2 separate regions of the Homo sapiens genome follow, and region 1 is linked to region 2. A link is an interaction called in ENCODE POLR2A ChIA-PET data of the cell type or tissue named here. Cell type or tissue: PC-9. All regions are shown on one strand. Links, peaks and the distances in the headings refer to the core of each region. The heading gives the core; the rest is flanking DNA. Region 1 has its middle 12 kb from the start of PUM2. Region 2 overlaps LOC105373465 (a long non-coding RNA gene).

What was found. ChIA-PET counts read pairs that join two places held together with the same protein. Peaks named below come from ENCODE experiments on the same cell type or tissue, not always from the same donor. Only the 100,000 strongest peaks of a DNase experiment are listed, where the experiment ranks them.
Region 1: POLR2A ChIA-PET joins it to region 2 with 6 read pairs; 9 of 35 experiments call an interaction of 5 or more read pairs at or near these places.

The regions. Positions count from the first base shown.
Region 1 is chr2:20,361,403-20,364,312 of GRCh38, forward strand. No RefSeq gene overlaps it. Among named protein-coding and RNA genes, the nearest start is that of PUM2, 12 kb to the left of the region's middle. In PC-9, for the core only: no CTCF peak of the experiment used is centred there; a DNase peak (open chromatin) is centred at 1,509.
Region 2 is chr2:20,410,099-20,413,008 of GRCh38, forward strand. All of the region lies in intron 4 of LOC105373465 (a long non-coding RNA gene), which reads right to left. Among named protein-coding and RNA genes, the nearest start is that of RHOB, 36 kb to the right of the region's middle. RefSeq lists an enhancer at 1,390-1,684. In PC-9, for the core only: a CTCF peak has its summit at 1,484; a DNase peak (open chromatin) is centred at 1,543.

The sequences.
Region 1 (2,910 bases), core at 213-2,712, 49 kb before region 2:
GATCTGGATTTCAGTATGTTTTGGGTTCTGGGAATAATTGTAGTTTAGAAAAATTGTGATGTCTTGAATTCTCTAAATGTTTGTGCACGAGGCCAGTGCTCTTATAATCTTAACCTGTTGGCGCCTATATTTGTTCTCACACTGCTATAAAGAACTACATGAGGCAGGACATGGTGGCTCAGGCCTGTAATCCGAGCACTTTGGCAGGTCAAGGGAGATGCAGATCACTTGAGGTCAGGAGTTCGAGACCAGCCTGGCCAACATGGTAAAACCCTGTCTCTACTAAAAATAGAAAAGTTAGTTAGGCTTGGTGGCACACCCTGTAATCCCAGCTATTTGGGAGGCTGAGGCAGGACAACTGTTTGAACCCAGGAGGTGGAGGTTGCAGTGAGCCGAGATTGTGCCACCGCACTCCGGCCTGGGAAACAGAGTGAGACCCTGTCTCAAAAAAAAAAAAAAAAAAAAAAAAAAAAAGGAACTACCCGAGACTAGGTAATTTATGAAGAAAAGAGGTTTAATTGACTCACAGTTTAATTGACTCACAGTCCACAGGCTGTACAGGAAGCATGAGTGGAAGGCCTCAGGAAACTCACAATCCTGGTGGAAGGTGAAAGGGAAGCAAGCACGTCTTACCATGGTGGAGCAGGAGAGAGAAAGAGCAAGGGGGAACAGACACACACTTTTAAACCATCAGATCTCGTGAGAACTCAGTCATTGTCATGAGAACAGCATAAGGGAAACCGCCCCTGTGATCCAATTACTTCCCACCAGGTCCCTCCCCTGACACGTGGGGATTACAATTCAACATGAGATTTGGATGGGGACACAGAACCAAACCTTACCAGCCCCTGAAGATGGAGCCAACTGATTATCAGAGGGAGAGCCAGAGGCATTTTCCTAAACATGAACATGCCTAGATAGGATAGAGTTCTCCCAGCCTGTTTTGGTTTCCCAGGGAAAAAATCTTGGCTACTCCTCACACTTGGACATAATAGGAGGGCTTTCCTTGGCTCAAAATAAGAAAAGTAGACCAGTCACAGTGGTTCACGTCTGTAATCCCAGCACTTTGGGAGGCTGAGGTGGGTGGATCACCTGAGGTCAGGAGTTCAAGACCAGCCTGGCCAACATGGCAAAACACTGTCTCTACTAAAAATACAAAAATTAGCCAGGCATGGTGGCGAGCACCTGTAATCCCAGCTACTCAGGAGGCTGAGGCAGGAGAATCACTCTAACTCAGGAGGCAGAGGTTGCAGTGAGCCGAGATCATGCTACTGCACTCCAGCCTGGGTGACGGAGCAAGACTCCATCTCAAAAAAAAAAAAAAAAAAAGAAAAGAAAAAGAAAAAGAAAAGTGGATCTTAGAGACCAGGAGATCTGTGACTTTGTCCAATGTCTCTGACTTCAGCAAGGGCAAAACTGGACCAAGAAGCCCTGTACTATTCCAGGCATGCCACACTTCCATAATGCCCAGGCCTGACCTGCATACCACGGGGGTGATTCTGAGCCTGTGAGAAGGTGAGTCAGGGAGTCAAATTATGCGAAGAAGTAGCTGGGTGTGGTGGCATGCACCTGTAGCCCCAGCTACTCAGGAGGCAGAGGTGGGAGGATCTCTTGAGCCCAGAAGTTTGGGGCCAGCCTGGGCAACATAGCAAAGGCCCATCTCTAAAAACTTAAAATAAAAATATAGGCCTCAAGAAAAAGAAAAGTGGATCTTAGAGACCAGGAGATCTATGACTTTGTCCAATGTCTCTGACTTCAGCAAGGGCAAAACTGGACCAAGTAGCCCTGTACTATTCCAGGCATGCCATACTTCCATAATGCCCAGGCCTGACCTGCATACCCCGGGGGTGGCTCATGCCTGTAATTCCAGCACTTTAGGAGGCCGAGGTAGGAGGATCGCTTAAGCCCAGGGGTTTGAGACCAACCTGGGCAACATGGAAAAAATAAAAAATAAAATAAAATAAACACAAGTAATTCACCATTTGTTTATGATATCAAGGAAAATCTACTGGTATCTTCTACTTTATAGACTGCCAAGAATGTCAACATTGTGCCGTGGGATGAGAAAATGAGAAAAAAATTAATTAAAATAGACTGCCAAGAATGGATATTTTGAAAGCATTTTGTGCTTTCTTATTTTGTCACTAATCCAGGGATGCATTGTAACGGAAAGAATATATACAAAATCTTATTGCAAACTTCTTGGTTGTGCCACAGGCTCTGCCTCAGTGTTCACAGTCTGCCGTGTGCAGTGTGTGAGAATGACTTCTTAGAGGGGTTTAAGATATCCATCCTGTTGTTGAAGCTCACAAGGAAGGCTGATCCCAGAGACAAATACAGCATGGCAGGGAAAGCAGAACTATCCCATCATGTGGCTGGCTGAAACTTGAGCTGACATTCAGCATTTTACAGACATTAGACAAAAACAAATACTCTTTGAAATATGGATGTAAGCAAAAATTAAGAATTCTTGACCATGAATAGGAACAAATAGTTTGAGGCAAGAAGTAAACAATGCAGGCCAGGCGCGTGGCTCACGCTTGTAATCCCAGCTTGAGAGGCCAAGGTGGGCGGATCACCTGAGGTCAGGAGTTTGAAACCAGCCTGGCCAACATGGCGAAACCCTGTCTCTACTAAAAATACAAAAATTAGCCTGGTGTGGTGGCATGTACCTGTAATCTCAGCTACTTGGGAGGCCGAGGCAGGAGAATTGCTTGAACCTGGGAGGCGGAGGTTGCAGTGAGTGGAGATCATGCTACTGCACTCCAGCTTGGGAGACAGAGCAAGACTCCGTCTCAAAAAAGAAAAAAATAGTAAACATTGCAGAGCATGGGCCAGGCCCGGTGGCTTATGCCTGTAATCTCAGCACTTTGGGAGGCTGAGGTGGGCCAATCATTTGAGCCTCGGAGT
Region 2 (2,910 bases), core at 147-2,646:
GTTTTGGGTTTTAGTGTGCCAGTTGGGAAAGGTGTGATGACTCTAGTTCTAGATAGGTGCAGTGGTTTAGCTTCTGTGGAGTTTCTTCAGCTGCGTTCTATGACAGCAATAGCTGTGGGTACCTTAGTAGCCTGTGCTGTAGAAGTCTGTGGCAGCAGCAGTGTAGGTTGTGAATGTCCTTGGTGTCAAGGGCTTTTAGGGTCCTCCTAGTCTCATTTTCTCCACAATGGAGAGACTTAGCTGAGGAGATCACTCTTAGTATCAGGTCTGACATAGTCTACAGGCAGGTGCAGAGGCACTGGGTTCTAGGTGCATGTGCTCTGAGTGGCTGTAGGGTCAGGTACTAGGCTCAGGGTCTCACAAACCTATTGTGGCACCCAGGTCTTGGGGTGCAGGTTTGTTTTCTGAGGCAGAGTTGGATGTAGATTGCCTATAGTGTCAGGATATCTGACTTACAGTAACTTCCTGGAAGCTCAGGTCCAGGCGGGCAAGTTATGCCTGTGATTCTACCCCTGGGGGGAAGGGCATAGCACCGGCCTGACTCCAGGGAAGAAGAGTTGCTCTGGCGGTATGGGCCTGGGGAGTAGAGTAAAGCTGCAATTCAGGAACCAGAGTCAATGAGCTCAGTGACAACTCAGGTTCCAGAGGACGAAGCACCATGTAGTAGTGACTCTAGACCCTAGGATGGTGGGGCTTGGCAGTATCCCAGACTCTGTGAGGCCAGGGGCAACGGCAGCAAGGGCTCCAGAATGGTAAAGCACATCTGTCATTTGGGCTCTGGAGGGGCAGGGAACAACACAGAGATGACTCCACTCCTCAGGGAAAGGACTGTCTCAGCAGCTCAGGCTCTAAGGAGCTAGTCTCACTGCAGGAAAACAGGCTACTAAAGTTGTTTGGCCTGTAGAATAGGGTGTCTCTGCTCAGCCACTGATCTGTTTCCCTGGGATGTAGGGTACCACATCAGCTCAACCCTGGGATATGCAGCTGTTCAGCTTGACCAAGGCACATATTCTCCAGGGGACTATGTGTCATTTCAGCTCAAGCCTGGGGTGATGGGAGCATAACTGTTCTGGGAAGCCTAGGCACTGTCTCCCTGAGATGCAGGGCATCACTTCAGCTTAGGTACTGGGGTGTGTGACCCCTCCAGGGGGCTGGGGCACCATTTCCTGGGATGTGGGACACTGCTTTAACTTAGGCACTGGGGAGATGTGACTTCTTTATGTGGCCCAGCTACTGTTTTCCCAGGAGGAAGGTTACTGCTTCAATTCTGGCCCAAGGGGCTGGAGGGAGGGGTAGGTGGAACAGCTGCATTTCTGCTTAGCTTCCTTGGGAAGAGTATAACAGCTGCTTGCAGCTCAGCATGGGGCTGTTGGGTCAGTGGCCAGGGATAGTTCATTGTCAGCTTAGCCTCAGGGATAAAGGGAAGCCATGGCTACTACTTACGCCTGCAGCATAATACTCCAGCTTTAGTCCCAGTTCCAAGATGACATAGTGCAGTAGCTGCATGGGCCACACGGGGGCGAGCACAGTATCAACTACCTTCTCTGGGAGGAAGCACAGCTATGTGAACTCCAGGCAGCTCCTTGAGCTGGGCTTAGTGCCTGTGATGAATGCAAGGAACTCCAGTGGTGAGGTTTGTAGGTGTCAAAGGTGGTGATGAGGGTTGCTGGGATCCTCATGCTTAACTCCTCACCATAGAAAGAAGTTCCTCCTGGTTTTCAGCTGACCCCAGCTGGGAGATGCAGTGGTGGAGGCTTGGCATTTCCTTCCATTCTTTTTTTTTTTTTTTTTTTTGAGACAGAGTCTCGCTCTGTCGCCCAGGCTGGAGTGCAGTGGCGTGATCTCCGCTCACTGCAGGCTCCGCCTCCTGGGTTCACGCCATTCTCCTGCCTCAGCCTCCCGAGTAGCTGGGACCACAGGTGCCCGCCACCACGCCCGGCTAATTTTTTGTATTTTTAGTAGGGACGGGGTTTCACCATGTTAGCCAGGATGGTCTCGATCTCCTGAGCTCGTGATCAGCCTCCCAAAGTGCTGGGATTACAGGCATGAGCCACCGCACCTGGCCTCCTTCCATCCTTTATGTGTCCATCTCAAGTTTCTGAGCTCACTGGGGTTTCTGTTACTCCTCTGATGCACTCCAGCATGCTCTCTCAGTTGTTTTCACTAACATGTAGTTGTTTATTCGTTGTTCTGGCCGTCTTCACGAAGGGGACCAGTGCTAGGGTATATTAGTCGGCCATCTTGCTCTGGACTCTGGTTTTTCAGCTGGTAGGATCGTAGAATTACCAGCACTGGTACATACAATTGTCTAAGTCCTTGTTTAATTAAATCTTCCACAATTGGTGAGAGCCCTTGAAATGCTTTGGGTTTTAGTGACTATTGGAGTAATTTAGGCAAAGGTTTAGAATAATCTTTTGGATTTTTGTAGGTTCCACATTTTCAATCCTTCCTGTATCAGTTGAGGAAGAGGCCCATAAACATACAGGTATTTTAGAAACATCAGGGGCATTACAGTCCTGATTTTTAATCTTATCAATTTCTGCCCATAGAGAGCATAACAATTCTGGTGCAGAAGAGTCAGGAAACTCTAAGATTATTTCTCTTTCTGAGAAGAATATATACATGCTTTTAGCTTTGGAGAATGTTCCATGTGCTGATGAATAGAATGTATATTCTGCAGTTGTTGGGTAGAATGTTCTGCAAATGTCTGTTAAGTCCATTTGTTGTAGGGTATAGTATAAGTCCATTGTTTCTTTGTTGACTTTCTGTCTTGATGACCTGTCTAGTGCTGTCAGTGGAGTATTAAAGTCCCTCACTATTGTGTTGCTGTATATCTCATTTCTTAGGTCTAGTAGTAATTGTTTTATAAATTTGGGAGCTTTCGTGTTTGGTGCATGTATATTTAGAATT